Regions from separate parts of the Homo sapiens genome. Here region 2 is linked to region 1. Evidence: chromatin loops called from intact Hi-C (ENCODE). Cell type or tissue: heart left ventricle. All regions are shown on one strand. Each heading gives the region's core, and the rest is flanking DNA. Links, peaks and the distances in the headings are about the cores only.

Region 1 (8,000 bases), core at 1-8,000:
TGTAGTGCCAGCTACTTGGGAGGCTGAGGCAGGAGAATCACTTGAACCTGGGAGGCAGAGGCTGCAGTGAACCAAGATCGCACCACTGCACTCCAGCCTGGGCTACAGAGTGAGACTCTATCTCAAAAAAATTAATTAATTAAAAATAAATAAATGAATAAAGTGAGTGCTCAGAGCTGTGTTGCTTTGTTGTGTGCATGTGTGTGAGTGTGTGTGCTTGTGTCCCTAAGTCCCAGCAGTGAGACAAATTGTGTGGTTCCTTATCGTACCTGAGAAGCAGGGAGCAGCCACCAAGAAGACTGTTACAGTGGGTGAGTTGTTTATGCCCTGCTTAAGGCCAGCCCCTCCACTTAATCTTCATCTCCTCTCTCCTAGTCATGGACTTCACACCCACCGTTAACCCCTCACTCCTGCATTATCAATCTTTCTCTCTTGACTGGCTCATTCTTGGCTACATACAAAGATGATGTAATATTTCCCATCTAAAAAAAAAAATCCATGACCCCAGGTTCCTCTTTAGGTCCTGCCCTGTTTCTCTGTTCCTTTTTATAGCAGAAGGCTATGAAAGATGTGTCTTATTTGTCTATACTCACTCTCTCCACCTCTTACCTTCCCGATTTCTCTCCAACCCACTCCAGTCACACTTTTGCCTTCCCTCCCCCACCCCGCCCCCACCCCCATATATACTCCACCACTGCTATTGTTATGGAACTGTGGTGTCTTTTGTCCTTCCAAATCCAGTGGTCGGTTCCCAGTCCTTTGTATTTGACCAAGCAGCAGCGTTTTACACTGTTGATCCCCCCCTTCCCGGATACCTGTTCTTCCCTTGGCTCCTGGGACCCCTCCCTCAGCTTCTCCTCCTGCCCTCACTGGCTGCTGTTTCTCATCCTCCTCTGCTGGCTCTTCAAGGCACTTCTTACTGACCTCAGGCCTCAGGCCTCTTCCCTCCACCCCTCTGCCTTCAGTCCCTTTTGTATTTTTTTGTAGAGACAGGATTTTGGCATGTTGGCCAGATTGGTCTCAAACTCCTGACCTCAAGTGATCCACCTGACTCGGCTTCCCAAAGGCATGAGTCATAGTGCCTGGTCTAGCATAGACTTGTTTTTTGTTGTTTTTTGTTTTTTTTTTTTTGAGATGGAGTTTTGCTGTTGTCACCAGGCCGGAGTGTAATGACGCGATCTCAGCTCACTATAACCTCTGCCTCCTGGGTTCAAGCAATTTTCCTGCCTCAGCCTTCCTAGTAGCTGGGATTACAGGCGCCCGCCACCACACCCAGTTAATTTTTGTATTTTTAGTAGAGACAGGGTTTCACCATGTTGGCCAGGCTGGTCTCGAACTCCTGTCCTCAAGTGATCTGCCCACCTCAGCCTCCCACACTGTTGGGATTACAGGCATGAGTCACCGCGCCCAGCCAAAAATCTCATAATGTTCTAAGAAAGTTTACACAGTTGTGTTGGGCTGCATTCAAAGCCATCCTGGGTTGCATGGGCAAGCTTCCTCCACTGCCTGCATCTGTCCCCATAGGCCACCTCTAGAATGTGTTCCAAATAGAGTAATGTCTCACCACCTCCTCCACTCTACCCAAACCCCAGCCACCATCTTCCACAACTCCTGCAGTAGCCTCGTACCTGGGCTCCAGTCCCATGCTTGCCCTCCTTGGTCTCCTTTCCAGCAGCAGCACCAGAATGTCACTTCCACCTGCTTAAAACCTTTCAGTGCGCTTAGGACACAATCCAAGCTGCTCCATCAGCTCTCTGGGCCCCACAGGATCTGGCTTCTCCCTGCCTGGCTGTGACTGCTTCTCCCACCTCTTCCCAGCCGCACTGGCCTTCTTTCTGGTCTTCACACATAAGCTCACTCCCACCTCCGGGATTTTGCACTTGCTGGTCCCTTAGTCTGGAATGTTCTTCCACTACAGCAAGACCTGTTCCCTCACTTTCTTCAGATCTCTGCTCAGATGTGACTTCCAAGAAGCCTTCTTGCCTTCCCCATCCAACCTGGGCCTCCATTCACCTCGCTCTCTATCCCCTTCCTCTATTTTATCTTTCATTATGGCATTTATCACTGCCTGTGGTTAAATTCCTTATTTATTTGTTTATTTTCTGTTTCACCACTGGAATATAAGCTCCACAGAGCAAGTAGCTTGTCTCTCTTGTTCACTCCTGTATCTCCAGCACCTAGAATAAGCCTGGCATACAGTAGCTGCTCAGGAAATTTGTGCAAAATGATGAATAATTAATTATTATTTCTCTTCTATGATCATTGAAGAGCTATGTTTTTGTTGTTGTTTGTTTTTTTTTTTTTTTTGGGACAAACCTGGCTCCCAACCTCAACTTCAGGAGATGAAGGTTGCATTTTTAAGGGAAAAAAATGTACCCAAGGAACAATTTGATGACAAAATCTCCAATTTTCTGTAACATGGATTGAAGTTTGTGTCTTCCCAGTTTTATTCGAAGATCCTAAAATTCATACTGCTTTTTCCAAATCCTAACATTTAGATTGTTTTTCAAATCTAAAGTTGTGGATGAATTCTTGTGACTTCTGTACGTACTTTGACTGCTACGGTCACTCGAAGCTTCCTTTTCAAAACCACAGGATGGCTTAGCTAAACCATGTCCTTTCCAAACTACTTTACTGAGTCCCTCCTGTTATACCCCAAAGAGAAGATGTACTCCTTTATTAGCAGTTGGAACCTGAAAGAATAAATAATTCAAAATAGATTCAGCCTTTGTTGGTTTCTATGACTATGAAGGTATGGAACATCATTCATTAACAAGTGTCGTCGGCTGACTGCCTTCTCTTGCACATAAAAAATGAGCATGCATATAATCGCAGCAACCTGCCTTTGCTGCAGAGTGAACAGCTTCAGAAATGGACCATTCTGTCTCATCCTGTCTTTACATATGTGGGACCCAGCATGAGGCTATTCAGAAACAACAGAATCAGGTCGAGGCCAGTCAATACAGTCGGTAGCTGTTATTGAATGCCCACTGGGTGGCTGCAGGCTCCTGGCTGACCACGTTTCTAAGAGCTGGTTAATGGAGTCCTCGTTACAGTCTTGGTTAAGCTAGCACATTTAACAGCCCGCAGTGCAAATGAAAAATACATAGGTCTGACTAGGGAGCATTTTCCCTTTCTGTCTTTTTCCGTAAAGAGAGGAAAGTGATTGCTCTGGAAGTTTCTGACATTAATAGCCATGTTGGCATGTGGCTGTAAGACAACCTGAGTTAAGATGGTGATATGCCACTTAAAATAACAAGGCCGGCACAGTGGCTCATGCCTGTAATCCCAGTGCTTTGGGAGGCCAAGGTGGGAGGCTGGGCTTAAGCCCAGGAGATCAAGGCTGTAGTGAGCTATGATTGTGCCATTGCGCTCCTGCCTGGGTGACAGAGCAGAACCCTGTCTCTAAAAGAAAAAAGTAATAGGGTGTGCTGTGCTATTGTTACATTTATAAACCACTCCTTATTTTCCAGAGCATGGTTGTTTTTATGATCTTATCTGCTGCAAGAGACCTTAAATGATATTGATCAATATTTTCCTGACAGTGTAAGTTTTCATTCTCAGAACTGAGTATTATGCAACTGACGACATGGGGAGTGGGGCTTGAATTTTCTGGACCACTCAGGGTTGGGATGTGAGTGCCACTGGAGAGCCCCTTGGCCCACAGGAAGGAAGGGCTGCACATGGGTATAGGGCCACACGGAGGTACTGTATGAGTGGTGGGAGGCCAGCTGGCATCAAGCACTGTTCTCTACCATCAGTGGGTGTGAATACGACTGCAGGTTATTTTTCTGTGCTGTTCAGGTTTTGCTTTTATTTCTCTTTTGTTGGTCTGATCAAGCTGTTTATTGTTTGCAGATGGTAACAAAATATAATTAAGTTGTTTGTTGTTGAAGCTCCTGTAGGAAAAAATTATCTAGTTTTATCAACTCTGTAACCACAGCCCTCCTTTTCCCATATTGAAATAGCTATTTATATGATTTTTTTATAATGTGAAGTTCTTAGGAACATAGTTATTATAGCAGAGCTAATTGTAATATGTTTGAATGCAAGGATCCAAATCATTGAGGATTACTGCCATTCTGATACCTGTACAAAATTATGCACTGTCAAAAAAAAAAAAAAGAAAAAGATTATGCATTGTCATTGAGGCAGTTTGTATAGGATAGCAAGATCTTCTCCAAGTGGCTTTCCTTTGACAGTCCTCACAGATGGCTTTCCTGTGAGTTGCCATCACAGTCCCTTGCCTCCCCCAACATCTCCAGCTCTGAAGTCCTCCTCCTTGACCTCAATCGGAGTAGTCAGTTCAGTGCAGTAGTTGAGAATATGACTCTGGTACCGGACTCTCCTGGGTTTGAATCTGAACTTCACCACTTACTAGTTTGGGATGTTGACCAAGTCACTTGGCCTCTCTGTGCCTCAGTTTCCTCATCTGTTAAATACGATGCCTCATACAGAATCTGCATGGGTTAAATGAATTCTGTGAAAGCCTGGGGAAGAGGGCCTGGCACGCATAGGTTTCACGTAAGTGCTGTGGTCTGTGGCTAGTCTGTCATCGCCCCTCCCTCATATCCCCCCCTTCACCACATCACCACCTACCATCCCCCAGTCCCCTCTTTCTCCCAGACCCTCCCTCTCTGCATTTGCCCCTAATGCCGTCAGTAGCCCCCACTCCCACCCCATTTCCTTGCTGCTTGACTGTATCAGCTCAAGTCCTGGTGGAGAAGAGATGAAACAGTCCAACCAGGTAAAGTGAGGAGAGCTTAATGAAGAGCTTATGTACAAAGGCATGAGTGGGCGTGGCACCCACAGGGAAAGCACAGAGCCTGGGGCCCGCCACCATGAGAGCGTGTGCTCGCAGCAGCTGTGTGGAGGGGCTGTCTTGATGCGAGCTGTGGGCCTGCTGGAGGGATGCCGCCAGCCCAGGAAGGGATCCAAGGATGTAAATAGTCCAACCTTGCCTCCTCCCTCCTTCCACCTCCTGCCAGGCCTCCTCTTGGCTCCCAACCCGAAGCTGGAGGGCAAGGGCAGCCATCAGCCATAGTCCACGTAGTCCGCCTCCCAAGGGCAGAGCAGGGTGGAGACGGGGAGAGCAGATATAGACCAGAGGTCAAGTGGAAGAGCTCTGCACAGTGCCCTATGGCACCCCCAGTCTGCAGCCCCCACCCAGCCTGGAGTCATGGGCCCCCGCAGTCTGGCCCACCTGCCTTCACCCACAGGCCCCCCATCTCTGTCCCCATACCCTCCTCCCCTGCCATTCTGCCAGTCTGCAGCCTGCTCACCAAATACACAATGACCTTTGCACTTCTTTTCAACTTTTCACACCTCTTCCCTTTCCCAGGAGTGCCTTTCCCTCCTAGGCCTGGAGAAATGCTATATAGTCTTAGGATCCAGCCTGAATCCCCTTGCTCTCTGCAGATTTCCCTTGCCTCCAGTTAGCTTCCCTTACGGCTGATTCGACACGTACTTCATTACAGTGCGTACTTCACTAGGGTGCACTTCATGCTGTGGTCTTGCCAGTTATTTGTGGACCACTTCCTCTATAGACCAGATCATTCACTCTTGTGGGTAGAAACTACACCATGGTCATCTCTGCATTCCTTTGTGGTACCTCCAAGTAGTTGAAATAAAAACAAGTGCTCAAAAAATTAGTTGCATTGAAATGACTGATGCAAAGATACGATGAATATCATTTACTTGGTTAAAGGTGGTGTTAGTTATAAAGAGTAGAGTCAGCATATTCAACACTGATTAACTATATTGCATGTTGTATGTAACCAAGTCACTCCCTAACTTGCCTCCCCCCAACATACATCTAGATTTAGTCACTGTCATCTCCTCTGGGGACACCCTTTGTGTCACTTATTAGAATTTATCTGTATAATTATTTATCCTGGGTTCTACCTCCTCTTCTAGATCTTTAACTCCGTAAGGGCAGGGGCCATATCTGTGCTAGTCATCACAGAGTCTCTAGACCTTAGAACAGTGTGATAGGTCTTTCATAGCTGTTTGTTGAATGAATAAATATGTTGGTCATAATACATTATAACATATCGTAACCTTAAAGGCCTGCAGAATGGGGACTCTAGGTGCCATGGAAGGGCCTATGAAGTTCCTTTCCATGCCCCTCAAACCATTTCCTGCTGCTGGAAGGAGTCATTTCTTGATGACTCCATTCCCACATCATTAGAGCAGCCACCCTTTCCACTTGCATGGAAGTAGGTCTTGTACCAAGAAGAACAAATTTCCTTTTCCTTCTGTCACCATAAGGAATATAGTAATATTGGGGGAATTATTCTTTTTCTGCAATTCTTTTGCTTCGCATTTCACTGTCCTTATTGTGCTGATTTGCAGTTTCTTAAATTGATGGTGCCAAGTAAAATATATTTGATTGTAGTTTGTACCATTTCAAATCGATTTAGTAATTTTGAAGATGTGTAATAGGCATTATCAGGTCTTAAAATTGAAAATTGGCATGATTTTATGTCATTTTATATCATTTCACTAATGTGATAGTCTAGCCAGATTCTATTATTATTGTCATTATTATTATTTTGAGATAGGATCTCTCTTTGTTACCCAGGCTGGAGTACAGTGGTGCAATGTTGGCTCACTGCAGCCTCAACATCCCCAGGCTCAGGTGATTCTCCCACCTCAGCCTCCTGAGTAGCCGAGACTACAGGCATGCACCACCATGCCTGGCTCATTTTTTGAATTATTTTTGTAGAGACAGAGTCTCACTATGTTGCCCAGGCTGGTCTCAACTCCTGGGCTCAATCTATCTGCCCGCCTTGGCCTCCCAAAGTGCTGGGATTACAGGTGTGAGCCATCATGCCCAGCCAGATTTTATTATTAATTAATGAGTTCAGGGAGTTCTTTTTAAAGGTCACAAATGATGTTTAATAACATGAAAAAAGATTATCTTTTGGAAACAGAAAGTAGCAACATAGCCTACAAGCCTTAATTTATTTAAGCCCTACTATTACTCACTAATCTTTTTATTTGAGGTTTAACATTCTGACCAATATGTTCTGGAAAGGAAATTAAACTCAACATTTGAGATAACAGAGCTCTTATGAAGCTTATATACTGGAGATATTGGAAAAAGATACTAATCTCCCTCTCCCCTCAAAAAGCAAGAAAGCAATTAGTCTGGAGGGACTGTCTAAATAGGATTGTCTAAAGGAAAACCTGCAAAAAAATTGGGCAGATGGTCTTTATAAACTTAGAGAAGATTAACTCCGCAGCCATGTTGTAACAGGTTTTTACGGATGCATTTGTTGCAAATTAATTGCCTCTTTTCGGCCTTAATAACCTAAATTTAAGTTTGGGGGTTTGCATAGAAGCAATTCAAAGCTCAATACTGTCATGTTTTTCATTAATTTACCAGTGAGTGGTTGGGTTTGTATGAATAATTTGATTTATTTTGAAGTTAAATGTAATTATAAGTTGTGTTTTGCTAGGCAGCTTGTCCTTTATAATAGAATTTGCCTTGAACTACAATATAATTTATTCTACCCTTCTTGGTTAACAGCCTCTTCTTTAGGAAAAAAAAACACAGGCAATATCTGTGAAGATAATATTTTTAAGGTAGATGCAATAGAATGGTTTGGGAGTCTTTCAGTCTTGGGTGATAGAAGATCAGATTTGGTACAGATCTGGTATAGAACCCCATCATTAGGACTAAAAGCAGGCAAAAGCAGAACTGGGCCCTCAGTTCTCAGATAAGCTGTTATACCTATTTGCAGTTTCTTCAAAAGTGAGCATACATAGACAGTTCTACTCCCAGGTAAGTACCTAAGAGAAATGCATCCGTATGTTCATGGAGAGACATGCACTGAAATAGTCACAGCAACACTCATAACGGCCCTAACTAGAAACTCTATACATGCCCTTTATCAGATAAATAAATGGTAGTGTGTTCACATCACGGAATACTATTCATCATTGAAAATGAACAAACTGCCACTGTATGCATATAAGGTTGAGTGAAAGAAGCC
Region 2 (17,164 bases), core at 4,753-12,752, 110 kb after region 1:
GCCATCACATGATCTGTTTTTCACCACTTCACTGAAAGACACCATTTATCTACCCAAGGGCAGAAAGTAGAACTTACTATTCATTAAATGTTTGACACAATTGGAATTGTCTTTAATTTCTGTCAGAATGCTATTGAAAATGTGAATTGCATGACTTGTAGCATATTCTTTTCTGCAAAATAGACATATTAACATGCTTATGACAATGACTGTGCTACTGTCTTTGGAAAAATGTTTGTCTCAGTTGGAAATAATAAAAGATTCACCTGAGACCAAAAGCTTCATTGTTCTCAGCTTCTTTTGGGCAAAGAGAGAGGTGTGTGACTTTTCAAATCTATTCTTTGAAGTAAATTGCAAAAGATGGCCCTAGGATTTGTTGGGTTTTGGATGCATAATAGAATAAAAAAGCAAACCTTTTGAAGTAATGTGCAGGATATAAAGAGAAATAGATTAGAAAAAGACATCTACTCCCCCATGCTGAGAGAGATTACAGGGGCTTGAAGAACCTGTTTCAAAAACAATCATAAGATATTACTTTAAAAATTCCTTTATCTAAAGAGCTCTACAAGTAGCCAGCCAAAGTTCATTTTTCAGGGCTGAGAAGAAAGCTTGGATAATGGGAAGAATTCCGGGGTGGGAGTGAAAACATCTGGATTGTCAAGACAGATCCCTGGCCCCTCAGATCTTGTCTGATTTCTACTCCTTAAGAAGATAGAGGCAGCTGGGTGCGGTGGCTTACAGTTGTAATCCTAGCACTTTGGGAGGCCCAGGCAGACAGATCACGAGGTCAGGAGTTTGAGACCAGCCTGGCCAACATGGTGAAACCCCATCTCTAATAAAGATACAAAAAAAAAAAGCTGGGCATGGTGGCGGGCACCTGTAATCCCAGCTACTTGGGTTGCAGTGAGCGCAGATCAGGCATTGCACTCCAGCCTGGGTGGCAGGGCGAGACTCTCTCAGAAAAAAAAAAAAAAAAAAAAAAAAAATATATATATATATATATATATATATATATATACATATATATATATATATATATAGAGAGAGAGAGAGAGAGAGAGAGAGAGAGAGGCTAGGCATGGTGGCTCACACTTGTAATCTCAGCACTTTGGGAGGCCAAGGCAGGTGGTTTGCTTGAGCTCAGGAGTTTGAGACCAGCCTGGGCAACATGGCGAAACCCCGTCTCTACAAAAAATTTAAAAATTAGCCAGGCATGGTGTTGTGCGCCTATAGTCCCTCCCTACTCAGGAGGCCAAGGCGGGAGGATCACTTGAGCCCTGGAAGTTGAGGCTGCATTGAGCCGAGATCGTGCCACTGCACTCCAGCCTAGGTGACAGAGTAAGGTCCTGTCTCAAAAAGAAAAAAAAAGGTAGAGCTTTTACTCTGCTGACTCTGTTACTAAGTAGCTCTGACTTTGGGCAAGTTACTTTTCCTCTCTGAACCTCAAGATCATCAATGAAATAAGATATTTGTCTCATTGAGTTGTTACAAGGATGATAGAGTTGATGCAAAACAGAGCAGTGCCTGGTGTATATCAACGGCATAGGAAGTGTTAGCTGCTGCCGTAATCATTCTTGCAGCTTCTTAGGACAATACAGTTGGACAATTCCCCTTCTCCCTTTTTTTACCTGTCATTTAATTCCTCACCCTTGGTGGCTTCTACTTGGTTGATTTCTACTGTTTTCACAGTTTTGGTAAAGAGTTATTCTCTGGAAGGTGGTGCAGAAGAGAGTAAGACCTTCTCTTTACTCTCTGAAGGTTGGATAATTAAGTCTATGGAATAAACTGACCGTAGGCAGATTAACAGGAGAAAAAAACATTTTAATTACATGCATAGGCCCAGGAGTCCCACACAATAGAAGACTCAGAAGGGCCAGATGATTGAAGTTTTTATAGCATCCTGAGCTACAGAAGAGAATAGGGGGCTTGGGGTTCCTGGGGGACACAGTTATGGGAAGGTAGCAGGAGGAATTGTATGATAAATAAAGGTTGTGTTGTTATGCAGATAAAATCTCTCAGGTAATCAAAGTGATCCAGCAGCCTTCTTTTTTTTTTTTTTTTAAAAGCTTAATGAAATTTTATTTTGAAAATATGGCAAAAGTCTAAGGCACTTCAAATATTTAAATACATGTAGGACCAAAGTAAATGTGACACAGTATAAAGGAATCCATAAATACAGAGAACTACACTATATTTCTCTAGAGGCAAATACATAGCCAATTCCTCTAACACAATTCAACCTTTATCATTAGATACAGAATTGTGCAATTATTAACAAAAATATGATAATGTTACATGTAGTTCTTCATGTCTTTAATTAGTATGAAATATAAAAGTTGAAAATACTGTGCCAATTTCATATACTCTTTTTTTTTAAAAAAGTCATATTTACATCTACCTAGATGAAACCAAATGAAAATATTTTCTTTTGTAAGTTTCATAGTTTTTGAGAGTTCTATCTAGCCCAGACTGAAGTTACTGATGATCAACTTTCTTACTTTAAAATAATACAAGAAAAATCAACAAAACTGTGCTGGGATGGAATTTTGGAAGAGCTTTCTAATGGTGCCACATTTGGTAAATATAAATATTTGTGGAAAAATTTTAAAACGTGATGCCAATGAGAACCTGACACTTCTCTGTGGTGGTGGTCTGGGAGTGGAGAGACGGAATAGAAGGTGCCCATTCAGGTCAGGTCAGGTCACAATTCCCTATGGCTGTACATAACAGAGCAGAGACTCAACAGCAACACAGAGTAGGTTAAAGTGCACCGTACGCAGACAGAAGATGGCCAGAAAGGAGGCATGTGTGCCCAGGCTGGCAGTCTCTGCACTGTGAAAGCTTCAGTCTTTAGCCCTGGGCTTTATGCTTCTGTTTGCTGGTGAGCTCAGGCACAATGCATATACATTCAGTGTCTGTCATTCCAACAGGCACAGTTGGCAGCTTAATGGTGGCATTAAAATGGAGGGCTATTTGCATACAATCAATCAAATGAAACTCTGTGGCTTCATTCCAAGCCTAGGGGTGCCCGGAGACTGAGCTTTTGCAAAGCTGATGTGGGCATACAGAAGAACAGTGATGCCCTTGTGCCCCACTTCCAGGGCGATCGAGAGCATGGTGCTGCCATCATTGTCCTGCAGGTGGACGTTGCAGCCCAGCTGGGCCAGCAGCAGCTTGATGATCTCCATGTGCCCGTGCTTGCTGGCACAATGAGGACCATGGAGCCCTTGTCGTCCTGGAGGTTGACCTGAGCCCCACAGGCCGGCAGACCATACACCATGCCGATCTGCACAGTAACTGACTGCAGCATGAGGGCCATCTGCCCCAGCTGACTGGCTTTGAGGCTCACCTTTCAGCCAGAGTTCTTCCCCAACCTGCATGTCCTCTGCTTCCGCAGCTGCGAGGGCCGCCAGCATGATGAAGGTATAGCCCCTTGTTCTGGTGATCCACGTTACACATGTGGGTGTCCAACAGCAGCTTCACAATCTCAAAATTGGAGTGGGACATGCTGTAATGGAGGGCTGTGTTGCTGTTGCCATCTGCCAAGTTGATGACCTAGTAGAGGGCATCCAGGGAGGTAGCCTCAAAAGCAGCTCTGTAGTCTCCCAGGGTGGCTGCAATGGCTAACTTCTGACTGGACACGCAGAACCCCTTGTGCTGGAGGGTGTTCAGACAGAACCTCATATCTTTGCTGGTCACAGCTTTGGGGTCATTTATATTATTTTTCAGTAAGTTGCAAGCAGACAACATTTTTTCACTTAATTTATACCTCCCTCTGATTTTCACCTTCTCAGGTTCACGTTCTTGAAACTGCATTTCATCTTCCACCCTGGCCAACTTGAAACCTTCAATGTTAATGGCATGGTGCCCTTTGGCCATTCCCCAAGTGTCTTCATCCTCGTCTTCTTCAAGAGGATACTACTCAATGACACTCAATGACATCACACTCGTCATCTGACTCAGAAGAAGAGCTTTCATCTGTGTGAAAATCATCACTTGAAGTTGTTGCATAACCTCCATTAATGCCAACAAACTGAAGATTCTTTTTCATGCCATTTGAATCTTTGTTACCATCTTTCTTCTTCATAATGGGCTCCAGTGTACTTTCATTGTTTGTGCATATGGAGGCCAGCGGCCATCTGGTTGTCTGTCAGGTTCACTAGAGACCATGTCCTTTCCTGAGCGGGGAAGGCATCCTGGCTGCTGACCAGCTTTCCTTCTGAGATCCCTACCTCTGAGCAGCCTTCTTCCTGATACAGATACTTTACTAATGTAGATTTCCTTTCTAGATGTACATTTCCTTGTAAAAAGGACAGCTTTTTAGAGCCATTCCTGTGTCTGTAGTTTCTCTGAATAATCAGCTCGAAATATGCCAAAGAGGTATATTTTTGGGTGGCACATTGTGGTCTCCTCCAGTCATATTTTGGGATGGTGTGGGCCGAGCCCCAGCAGAGGCAAAAATAAGACTTAAAATCACGTAGGACTTTTATCCATCAAGGAAGACCTGGTTCTCCTCCTCTTGGCTAAGTCAAGAATTGCCTGTGCTACTTAACCAGATTCTTTTTAGATGAACTCTCTGTGACATACTTTTCCAGGAGCATTGCTGCTTTGTCATATGGGGAGCCCATCAGTGCTATAAATCTGATGGCAAATTTTTCTAAACCTGGACACACACTTCTAGAAGGTTTCTTGCTATCTCTCTGCCTGCATTTTTTTTTTTTTCTGGCCATGGGATTGTGACTGCCTGTTTGTAAAGGGCAGTGATGGGGGTGTGAGGAGGGGAAGGCTGCTGGAGGAGGTAGCTCTTATAGTGGACAAGGGGGGTTGGTAAATACATACCATACTAGTTTTCTGGGGCTGCCATAACAAATCACCACAAAACGGATGGCTTAAAACAAGAGAAATTTATTCTCTTACAGTTTTGGAGGCCAGAAGTCCAAAATCAAGGTGCTGGCAAGGCCATGCTCCCTTCAAAGCCTGTAGAGGAGGATCATTCCTTGCTTCTTCCTGGTTTCTTGCTTCATCCTTGCTTCTTCATTCCTTGCTTCTTCCAGGCCTTCCTTGGCTTGTGGCAGCAGAGCTCCCACTGCCACCTCTGTCTGCACATGGGCACTCTCTCCCTGTGAGTCTGTCTGTTAACATGGTGTTCTTCATCAGGACACCAGTCATATTGAATTAAGGACCCATCCTACTCCAGTATGACCTCATCTTAACTAATTACATCTGCAACCACCCTATTTTCAAGTCAGGTCACATTTACATGTATTAGGGGTTGGGACTTCAACATGTTTTTTTTCTGGGGACACAATTCAACCCATAATAAAGCAGGCCAGCACCCACCCCCCTCAGGTGGAGAGACACTGAGGCACATATTCTGCACTGCCTCCCAGACTTCCTCTGTGGATCATGCCCCAGGTGCCACAGCAGTGACCTGCCCAATAATGCAGCCTTTATTGGCTGCCTTTACCTTTTCCACTGCCCACTGGTGACCCTGCTGGTGTTTCCTGGGATCATCTCTCATATAAACTGCTTGTTTTCAAATACTTGTCTCAGGGTTTGCTCCTGGGGGACCCTGACCTAAGAAACTATCCAAAGTCAAGGCTTATATTATGCCAAATAGTATACCTGCACTTGCAACCCCTTGTCTTAATATATCCTGATACAAGATACTGGGAAATGCTCAGCATGTACTCACATGCACAGAGTACAATGTCTCTTCCTTTTTTCCTATCACAGCCCAGCAGAAAACAAAATCCTTTCCTAAAGAGAGATTCAGGGGCCCAAGGTGAAAAATGATTTACTGTCTATAGGAGAGAAAATAAAACCCAGCAATACACCAAATGCCAGCCTGGCAAATCTCACACACACACACACACACTCACACACTGGGCACTGCTCACGAGGAAAGCTGCTGGAAGCTAGAGTGCAATGCATATGGCACCCCCCAGCTTCCCCCTGGCATCTGCCTTGTTGAGGTTCTGCACATTAGTACATCTTTTCATTTTAGTTTGCAAACACCCCAGGGGAGGGAAACGTGAAGGTGTAGATGGTCTATCAAAGATGAAGGAGACATCCAAGAGAATCCCACCCAATACGTGCTGCTCAGACGGTACAATTAGGATCTTGGGGATGTCACCATTTCTTCAGGAAGAAGTGAAGAACAATCTAGTCCACTGTTTTTCCCACTTTTAATCAAAATAATTTATGTCCATTGTAAAAACATTAAGTAGTCCTGAAAGGCTTATAAATGAGGATTATGGGTTGAATTTTGTCCCCAAAATGAAGAAGTCTTAACCACTGGCACCCATGAATGTGACCTTATTTGGAAATCAGGTCTCCGCAGTTAAGATGGGGTCATTAGAGTTTCTAGTATTATTGGTGTCCTTACAAGAAGACGGAAATTCAGAGACAAACACACACACAGAGGAGAATACCATGTGGAGACAGAGGCAGAGACTGGAGCTATGCCTCTTCAAGCCAAGAAATGCCTGGGTTACCAGATTTTTCTGGTACGGTCAAGGAAGGATTCTGCCCTAGAACTGTCAGAGGGAACACTGCCTCTGCCAACAATTCAGTTTCAGACTTCTGGCCTCCAGATATGCAATAGAATACTTTTCTGTTGTTTTAAGCCACTCAGCTTGTGGCACATTGTTATGGCAGCCCTAGGTATCTAATACAATGAGAAACAATGGCCTCAGTGCCCCATCCTCCAAATCTGTGTGCAGATGCAGCCACCTGTAATTTAACTTTTAGATTTATTTTCTTATTTGAATATATTGTCATGATTTATAATATCATGACAAGTTTATCGAGAAGGAGTTATAACACAGAGCTGGGACAGGAGGAAAGAAAGGGTCCTATTATTACAAAATGAAAATACACACCATGCCACTGTAAAACATAGTATAATCAGGAGGCCGGGTGGGTGGTTCACCCCTGTAATCCCAGCACTTTGGGAGGTCGAGGCAGGCAGATCACCTGAGGTCGGGAGTTGGAGATCAGCCTGGTCAACATGGTGAAACTCTACTCTACTAAAAATACAAAAAAATAGCTGGGTGTAGTGGCAGTTGCCTCTAATCCCAGCTACTCGGGAGGCTGAGGCAGGAGAATCACTTGAACCCAGGAGATGGAGGTTGCAGTGAGCTGAGATCGTGCCACTGCACTCCAGCCTAGGCAACAAGAGCGAAACTCTGTCTCAAAACAAACAAACGAACAACAAACACATAATATAATCAGGAGATTTCAGGTGCTGAAATAATTAATTAATTGCAGTAATTACAATTCTGCAGTCCAGGATCCTGACACTCACATATATGACAGGCTTCACTGAGAAAGTATCTGTTGATGAAAGACCTAAAGAAAGGGTGTGAGCCATGTGGACACCTGGGGCAAGGACATTTCAGGCAGAGGGAATAGTAGGTGCAAAGGCCCTGGGTCAGGAATGTGTTTGGCATGTTTGAAGAAGAACAAGAGGCCAGAGTGGGAGACTGTCGTAGGAGGTGAGCTTAGAGAGGCAGCAGGGGCCAGGTCACGCAGGGCTCTCTGTAGGTCCTGGTAAGGACTTTTGTTTTACAATTGGAGAGTTCTCAACGGATGACTGATAGGATTTGCTTTATGTTTATAACAACACTGGCTGCTGGGTTGAGTGATGGCTGTAGGGGAAGTGAAGGCAGAAACACAGAAACCAATAAGGAGGGCACTGTAATGACCCTGGTGGGTCATTGTGATGGCAGGGTCCAAGGTGGTGGCACTGGGAATGGGGAGAAGTGGTAGAATTCTAGATCTATTCTGGAGACAGAGCTGACACGTAGGGCTGCTGGTTTTGGTGTGGCATGAGGGAATGAGAGGAGAATACCAAGGCTTTAGGCCTGAGCATCTGGGAAAACAGATGGGGAGACTGCAGGAGGGACTGGTTTGGAAGGGTAGAGATGGGGAGCTCAGATTTGAACTTGTTAAGTTTGAGACGTGAATAGATACCCAGCAGAGGTGTTGAGCTGGGTATATGAGCCAGTGCTGGAGGAAAAGGCCTGTGTTGAAGACTGCATGTGGGAGTCATCATCATAGAGACGGTATTTAAAGCCTTAAAACTGGGTGAGATCACCTAGAGTTATATAAATGAGTGAAAGATGGCCTCTGTTTATTGGCTCATAGATTGTTTATTTCTTCATTGCAGGCTGACACTGATTACTGCAGAAGCCAAACTCAAATTTTTACACATCCAATTATTTTAAACAAATTTTATGCCAATTTTTAGCCATTCAGGGCCTTGCTGGTACATACCCGGTGAAACTATACCCAGCATCTGTTGGCCATTGATAACATAGAGCCTTGTGGTTATAAGACCTTAAGTGCGATGTTAATCCCAGCACTTTGGGAGGCCGAGGCAGGCAGATCGCTTGAGCTCAGGAGTTCAAGACCAGCCTGGGCAATGTAATGAAACCCTGTCTCTACTAAAAATACAAAAATTAGCTATATGTGGTGGCATGCGCCTGTAGTCCCAGCTACTTGGGAGGCTGAGGTGGGAGGATCACTTGAGCCTGGGAGGTGGAGGTTGCAGTGAACTGAGATCATGCCACTGCTCTCCAGCCTGGGTGACAGAGTGAGACCCTGTCTCAGAAAAATAAAGCCAAAAACAAAAACACAAACCTCAAGCCGTCCCTGTCCTTCGGAGCTCTCTGACCCAGAGACTCCCCTCTGTACTGCTGTGCAACACCACCTAGACACATAAGCCTTGTTTCTGACTCTCCCCTCCCTCGGGGGTATCCTTGCCTTTCCTCCTCTCCTTCTGAGTAGCAACACCTGTAGTGTGTGCTCTTTGCACAGACTCTTGCTCTAAGGGACATCCCCCTACCCCTATGCAAACCTGTCAGAGTGTCACCATCACCAATAAAATATGTGTGTGCTGCTGCCATCTCATGGTCATGTCTTTCTCTTTGATCAGTCCCCAAATCCTCCAAACACCCTAGGGAGTTAGTGTAGACAAGAAAAGGAAGAAGTGCAAGTGCTGAGCCCTGAGGCATGCCAATGTTTAGAAGTTTCAGAGATGAGGAAGAACCAGTAAGAGAGATACAGAAAGAAAGGCTGGAGAGGTAGGAGGGAAACCAGGAGAGAGTGGTGTTCTAGAAGCCAAGGGAGGAAAAGCCTGGCAAGGAGAGGGATGGACGGTGTCAGACACTGCTGATAGGTCCAGCGGACCGAGAAGGAGCTCTGGATGTCACACTACTGTCCATTGTTGCTTGCTGCCCACACCAAACCTGCTTCCCACTGTGGCTGCTCCAAAGGGCTGCTCTCCCGTTTCCACCAGTGCCACAATCCGTCTCATCACGCCACTGAAATCAGTGATCAGCAAAGTTTTTCACAAAGGCCCAGAGAGCGTGTATTTTAGGCTTTGAGACCATATGGGCTCTATCACAATTATTCAACTTTGCCACAGTGTGAAAGCAGCCATTGACAATACATAAACAAATTGAGAGTGGCTGCGTTCCAATAAAACTTCAGTTTGAATTTCATGTAATTTTCCCATGTCACAAATTTATTTTATTTTTTATTTTTATTTTTTTTACTTTTCCGCTTCAACCACTTAAAAATGTAAAAATCTTTCGTTACAGGCCATACAAAAAACTTGTAGTGGGCCAGATTTGCTGCCCGCTGATTTAAATTAATCATATTCTTTCTTATTTTTATCTCCTTTCTTGAATCTGTCACCATATGACTTTATTTATTTATTTATGAATGACAGAGTCTCACTCTGATGCCCAGGCTGGAGTGCAGTGGTGTGATCTCAGCTCACTGCAACCTCTGCCTCCTAGGTTCAAGTGATTCTCCTGCCTCAGCCTCCCAACTAGCTGGGATTACAGGTGCCGCCACCACACCCAGCTAATTTTTGTATTTTTAGTAGAGAAGGGGTTTCACCATGTTGGCCAGGCTGGTCTCAAACTCCTGACCTCAAGTGAGCCACCCTCCTTGGTCTCCCAAAGGGCTGGGATTACAGGTGTGAGCCACCAAGTCTGGTCTATATAATTATTTAATTTAATTTAATCTAGTTTATAGCTCCTATTTTGTGTCACTCACAGGTGACAGGAGAGCACTGAGAGGTCACTACCCACCTAAGCATTTGATTAAGGAAAAGTATTCCCAAAAGGCAAAAGAATGCCTGCTATCATTTCCCCTGGATTAATTTCTCCACTCTTTAAAGTTTGTTGGCTTAGAATTATAACACTATGTAGACCAAACATCCAACAGATTGACCTACCCCTCTTTCAAAACAAAATATCCACAGCACCTTGTTACCTGTCAAAGCAAAAATGAAATGTCAAAATCTTTCCAGTCTTGTTTTAATGATATCTCAGCTAAGAGTAAAAAAAAAAAAAAACAAAAACAAAAAAGCCCCAGGTTATTAATAGAACTGTAAAAAGGGCCTTCCAAAAGGAGTGGGTAGAGTATGATATTCATTTCCTATGCTTCAAAGATCTTGCCCTTTCTCATAAAAACTCAGATAGCTGTGGGTGCCTAGTAAAGGTTAATACGGTAGTTGAAAGGTTACTGGTTGCTTTTTAAGTAGCTATTCAGGGACTTACCTCTCTCACCATCTGACCTGTGCTACATAGTTAAGTTCAAGGAAAATTATAATCCTTTTTACAAAAATTAATACTAGCCTAGAGGCAACATCATATTTCAAGTTATTAGATACACTCTGTTCCTTTCTAGCACTGCACTTAAAGGCATTACAAAATCAGGATAAAGTGAATCCTGATCATGGATTTTTAGGACATGCGTTTTAGTATTTAGTACTGTTCTTGCAATACTTACAACCAACACTTTAAAACAACATGCAAACACTCCATTTTTTTTTCCCAAAGCTTCACTATGTATTGAGAAAAGGCTATTTTTGGCTTTTCAATATACAACCAATGCATGAATGATTGCTCAGTATTTGCTTCATACAATTTGAGTGTACCTTTAAGCTAAAAAATGCCCTGTAATGGGTGCCATGCTATATTGCCAAGTACCCTAGTCCAGTGGAGGAACAGGATGGATGTTACAGAATGATTTTTGTCTTTGACTTCTTGATTGCCATTCATTAAAGTGCTATTCTACATAACTCCTCTGGTGGCTGGATGTCCAAAAATCATAAAATTATCCGTTCATCTGCTCCAAAGGTGAATGTCCATTTTAAACACAAGACAAAAACATCCTGTATTTAGCTGTACCCATGATGTGCATGCACACAGTCGTGGTTCCCAGTGGGCGGTTCCTGGACCAACAGCACCAATATCACCTGGAAACTACTTGAAATGCAAATGCTCTGTACCACTCCAGAAGTACTGAAATCTTATTCTGTGGGGTGGAGGGCCCAGTGGCCTCTGCTTACCAAGCCCTCCAGGGGAATCTAAGTTTTCCAATGCTAAGTTTGCAAACCACAGAATTCAATCATCTGTACGCAGATTAAGTAAACTATATGAATGAGAAAAAAAAAAAATACAGATTAACTTATGCTGTTGGCATTGGTAAGATGAGTTCACAAGGTAACATGAGCATGCAGGGCCTTGGTAGCTCAGACCCCAGACCCCTTGCTCAAGAAACTCAAGAGAAAAGATTTAGGGAACGGAATGCAACTTGCAAACCAGTAACCAGGAGACCAGCCACTACTGATTCTAATCTATGCAGTTTTCTGTTCTCCTTGTCCAAACTTGATTAGCTACATGTGTGTGTGACACCAGCTTGCAACACACTCCGTGAGGTGCCAATCCAGGCATGTCCTCTACAATAGACAGACCACGTCACAATCGGCCGAAAGCCCACAGGACATCACTGACTGCATCACTGTTAGAAGAATCACAGTAGGAAACATTTTCATTTTTATTTATTTTTTGAGACAGTTTCACTCGTCGCCCAGGCTGGAGTGCAATGGCGTGATGTCGGCTCACTGCAACCTCTGCCTCCCGGGTTCAAGCGGTTCTCCTGCCTCAGCCTCCCAAGTAGCTGGGATTACAGGCGTTAGCCACCACGCATGGCTAATTTTCTAATTTTTAGTAGAGATGGGGTTTCAACATGTTTGTCAGGCTGATCTTGAACCCCTGACCTCAGGTGATCCGCCTGCCTGGGCCTCCCAAAGTGTTGGGATTACAGGCATGAGCCACTGTGCCCGGCCGACATTTTTATTCTTTAATAGCAATTAGGATAAAGGACTCAAAATTGTACTTAGTAATCACATTGGCATAGCACATGCTATTTGGAAAAAAAATTTTTTTTCTGAGATGTTCCTTGCTGTATGATACAGGCCTATTCTATGACAGGAGCAACGCAAACGATGACCATGTTCCAGTGAGCAAGACTCAATCTCTCAAATGAACAAGAGCCTTGGCTGATTCTAAACACTTTCTTTGCTACAGCACATGATCAAATGATTAGAGTTTTTCAGAGCTTAGAAAGGGTAACCATCTAATCATGACAGAGTTCTTCAGCATTAATAATCAAGAAAGGCACTTTAGGGACATTTGACAAGGAATGACACTAATACAATGAGAATTGGTCTAAGTCCTGCACAAGACTTTGATACAGTTCAAATAGACTGCACACTCTTTCTGTCCCCATGTGTACATACATATTCATACAGGTGGTACAATCTATGTCTCCACTTGCATGTGTATGTATATATCTGTGTATATATAAATATATGTGTGTATATATACCAACATCTATATACATATGTGTGTGTGTGCAAATGTGTATCCATAAGACCATAGAGGGGGAAAAGACATTTGTTTCCTTTAATTGAATAGTACACAAAAATTCTAGTCACTTTATTTAGAACAAAGAATAAGAGTATTGGCAAATTAATGCAAAAAAGTACCCTACTAAACCTTTCTATGCACAAAAAAGAGCAGTAAAATAAATACTCAGAACTTTCCCAGGTTGTCAACTATTAAAATAAAACCTCAGCATTTCAAAAAAGCTTATTCCGCTGCAGGAAAGAAGGTGGACATTTTTGGTACCATAATAAATCACACACTCACACATCCATATTGCTTAGGTTGAAGAGAACGGAATGAACAGAGGAAATTTCTTCCATGAATTGCCCTCCTTTCGGTACCCGCCATGTTTTAGTTACGTTGTATTATTCCACTTAGCTTAAAATATAAAGTCTTGTAGAAACACATTTTTAGGATGTTGAAGTTCTCAAGATATTTGCACAGAATATTTAGAAGTACTTAGAGGAGTTTTGTTAAATGCAGTTGGTCATACTACATACCCCATGGTTGCAGTTTTGACAGACCAAATGCATCTGTGTCAGAAATAGACAAAAGGCATATACTCCTCCTTCCTAGAAACGGGTACATAGACATGTTCTTATTCTTGGGATATGAAAAAACAAGTAGTAATGGCATTTAAAGTTTAATTACTAACTGTATAATGCCTGAGAACAAAATTCAGAGCAATTCTCAAAAGGGTTAAGAGTCAGACTCTGGGCATTTTCGTTTTTTAGCTGCAGGCTCCTCAGTCTCGTGTGATTCTAAAGTGCTTGCATTAGATTTGAGGCTGGTGTCTGCTTTAAGGTTGTCCATGGCAACGGTGAAGCCGGAGAGAAGATAACCCCCACCTCCACTCATCAGCAGTTTAGGATGACTTCGATCTGGCAAAACCTAATCAAGACAGAAAAGACATTCATGCTTTCCTAAGACAATAAAGTCCATGCTAACAACACATATACCAAAAATCAGAATTTAAACAACACAGGTTCTCTTGATGATTTAAATGGACATTTTTTTTTCTTTCTTTTCTTTTCCCTCCCTCCCTCCCTCTCTCCCTTCCTTCCTTCCTTCCCTTCCTTCCTCCCTCCCTTCCTTCCTTTCTCTCTCTCTCTTTCTTTTTAAGAGGCAGGGTCTCACTGTTCCTCAGGCTGGAGTGCAGTAGTGAGATTTTGGCTCACTGTAACCTCGAACTCCTGGCCTCAAGTGAACCTCCCACTTTGGCTTTCCAAAGTGCTGGGATTACAGATACGAGCCACGGCACCAGGCTTTAAATGGACCAACTTCTAAGGACTAATTTCTTCACATTACAATGCAAAGAAAAGTGTAGAAATTGGTTTAATTGATTTTCTTTTGAAAAATAAAACTGGCCGGGAATGGTGGCTCACGCCTGTAATCCCAGCACTTTGGGATGCTGAGGCAGGTGGATCACAAGGTCAGGAGTTTGAGATCAGCCTGGCTAACATGGTGAAACCCCATCTCTACTAAAAATACAAAAATTAGCCAGGCGTGGTGGCACACAGCTGTAATGCCAGCTACTCGGGAGGCTGAGGCAGGAGAATTGCTTGAACCCGGGAGGCAGAGGTTGCAGTGAGCCAAGATCGCGCCACTGCACCCCACCTGGGCGACAGAGCGAGACTCTGTCTCAAAAATGAAAAAAAAAAAAAAAAGAGAAGAAAAAGAACTGAAGCAGTTTTCAGTTCAGCCCAGGTTTATCTAGAAACTGAAGCATGTTTCTGGCGGAGAATGGGTAATGGTCTTGGCAGTACTCTAGAACTGTGCATATAGCTTTCTTTCTCCTGGCTTCAGGAAGCTTCATGGCCAATAATGGAGCTTGGGTCTATGGAGAAGTTGCTACTGAATGTACTACACTCCAAACCTCCCTTCCCCGCTACCCTGTTAACTCTGCCAAGGCAACTTCTCTCCTCTTTCTCCTGTAACCTTAGCCAAGACAGACAACCTCCACAAAGGGCAGGGTTACCCAAGGCTCAATAGCATCCCCACTACAGTATGGTAAGACACCAAGCAATGAGACGGGGCCTACGGCAGCATGGAGGTGCTCCCCTCAGATCTCCCTTCATGAGGGAACAGCTGAGAGGCATTCAGGCAGTAGAACACCTCCAGCTGCCGCTCCTTTGGGATCCACTGCAGCATTCATACCGAGGGAGGCCATGGGTTGCTTCCAGTCAGTAACTGAGCATGGGTACCAGAGCTGGAGCATTTCTGCTTAACACAGGGCTCCTTGAATGGCGATCTTTCCACTTGGGCTCGCCATCAGCCTCATGGAGACTTTCTCCAGAGCAGCACTGCAGGCTCTTCCTACCATCCTCCTTTCTCTACCCGCTCCTTGCCCAGGCATCAACCTGCACCACCAATCTTGCTCCCTCTCCCCTTATCTTTCTAAGGCATTTCCCTCAATAAATCTCTTACACTTCAACTTCCATCTTAGCATATGTCTTCCAGAAGACCTGAACTGACACAGAGCCCACCAGTAAATCCTGAAAACTTGCTGCAAAAACATCCTGGCAGAGAGGAAAGGGCCAGTTTCTCATCCACCTGGGAATTTTGCTATTGTCAATTACATCATCCACAGTGATACTGAGGCCTTGGGGAAATAAGAACCATAATGGTTTGCATTTTAAATGCCTTTAGGGCAGAGTTACAGAGTAATATATTCTGACATAACAAGAGAAAAAAAGGGTCACAAAAAGTCAGGGGCATATTCTCTGAGTAACAGCCATGAGAAATCTCCATCCCTGTAGAAAGAAACAGAGACATCTCTATTTTTATTTTGTTTTGTTTTTGAGAGAGGGTCTTACTCTGTCACCCAGGCTGGAGTGCAGTGGTGGGATCTCGGCTCACTGCAGCCTCGACCTCCAGGGTTCAAGCAATCTTTCCACCTCAGCTCCTGAGTAGCTGGGACTACAGGCACCTGCCACCATGCTCGACTGATTTTTATATTTTTTGTAGATACAGGGTCATGCCCAGCCAATTTATGTATTTTTTTTTGTAGAGACAGGGTTTCACCATGTTGCCCAAGCTGGTCTTGAACTCCTGGGCTCAAGCGATCTGCCTGCCTTGGCCTCCCAAAGTGCTGGGATTACAGGCATAAGCCACTGTGCCTGGCTGAGATAACTCTATTTAATGACTTCTAGTACTACTGCAAGGAAAGTCAAGTCTCGGGAGGGCAGCTCTTGGGACTGGCTGTAAGAACACGTACCTGATAATTTCTGAGCCAGGTTTCAGACAGCCTGAGGTTGATGACCCCTCCCCTCTCCCGCAGTTTTGTGTAGCATTCCAACAGAGGCTGCAGACAACAACAGAATTCTGTTAAGAACTACTTCCTGGGATGCAGTTTAAGAATCAACATTCAGACATAAGAATTCCTGCCCATTCCATTCCAGTATTACCTCTTTGTACTGACAGTAGACCACAAACGGCCTTGAAGGGGCCACAAAGTCCAGCAAAGACAGCAGCAGGGGAGTGGGGTGGAAACGACTAGCTACAATTAAACTGTAAGGAAAATGCCAGACAAATTATTTCTCTACACCCTCAAAGTGGAGCACAGGTTTTAAAATGCATTTAAAATGATCATGTATTTAATTTGCATGACTCACAAAGAGAAGAGATTTAAATATAACATTCTAGAAATCCAAAACAGAATACAATCATGAGCTATTTCTTTCTAGGAAACGCGAACTAGGTTAGAAGCTCTTGTGGTACTTGGCAACTCTAAGTCGCATTTAATGACATTCTTGATTTTTTAAAAAAAATCACCTGGAAACAAATCCAACACTGCATAAGCTGCTTTGTGGATATCTGTTATAGCCTGTATCGCAGCATTTGAGTGCCCCATCCCCTGCATCCAGTGGGACCACAGGGCCCATCTTGATGCAGTGATGGAGAAGATTCAATTTCTTCTGAAACCCTGAAACCAGCATCATCAATTCCCCACCCCTGCCAGCCTCAGCCTCCTTTCTTTAAAAAAACCCCCAAGACAAAATCCTCATCTCGGGTCCCACTAGAGTCAAAGCAGACAAGGAGAAAGAGAATGCCAATCTGTCTGAAGCAGAGCCCACATGCACTGAGGAGTCTCCTGCCTTCTTCCATCAACGCACCCATCTGCGTTTCTTTCACTCAGCAGAGCGGCAGCCTCTAAATGTCTTTTCCTCTGCTCTTCTTGTCTCCTCTGTTTTTCCTGAATCTTCAAAAAGAAAAATAAGAAATCAATGTACTGGGGTCTTTCAGTCAAATTTATGGAAATGCTCTGGCCTGTCAAAACATTTCAACAATATTTATCAACTTGGACTAAACCAATAGAAGCAGGTTGTTTATAAGGAAGTTGCAAATACACAAGAAAGCCTATATACTATAAAAACCATGATTAAGCTATCTATGCAACGCTTCTGTATCCT

Evidence for each region. Peaks named below come from ENCODE experiments on the same cell type or tissue, not always from the same donor. Only the 100,000 strongest peaks of a DNase experiment are listed, where the experiment ranks them.
Region 2: a loop joins it to region 1, with 4 times the contacts of the local background. A loop is called at or near these places in 15 of 110 quality-filtered maps.

Annotation. Positions count from the first base shown.
Region 1 is chr20:5,822,335-5,830,334 of GRCh38, forward strand. All of the region lies in intron 2 of SHLD1 (shieldin complex subunit 1), which reads left to right. Among named protein-coding and RNA genes, the nearest start is that of SHLD1, 76 kb to the left of the region's middle. RefSeq lists enhancers at 494-633, 4,519-5,020. In heart left ventricle, for the core only: a CTCF peak has its summit at 3,002 (motif pointing right); a DNase peak (open chromatin) is centred at 4,957; H3K27ac peaks cover 900 bases.
Region 2 is chr20:5,925,084-5,942,247 of GRCh38, forward strand. It overlaps TRMT6 (tRNA methyltransferase 6 non-catalytic subunit), which reads right to left. Exons shown (of 11, transcript NM_015939.5): 8 at 16,868-16,953; 9 at 16,160-16,262; 10 at 15,970-16,056; 11 at 12,145-13,643. The coding sequence ends at 13,452. CHGB (chromogranin B) reads left to right here. Exons shown (of 5, transcript NM_001819.3): 5 at 1-270. It also overlaps the pseudogene KANK1P1. Among named protein-coding and RNA genes, the nearest start is that of TRMT6, 17 kb to the right of the region's middle. RefSeq lists silencers at 8,865-8,914, 14,850-15,038. In heart left ventricle, for the core only: CTCF peaks have their summits at 8,907 (motif pointing left) and 9,108; no DNase peak of the experiment used is centred there.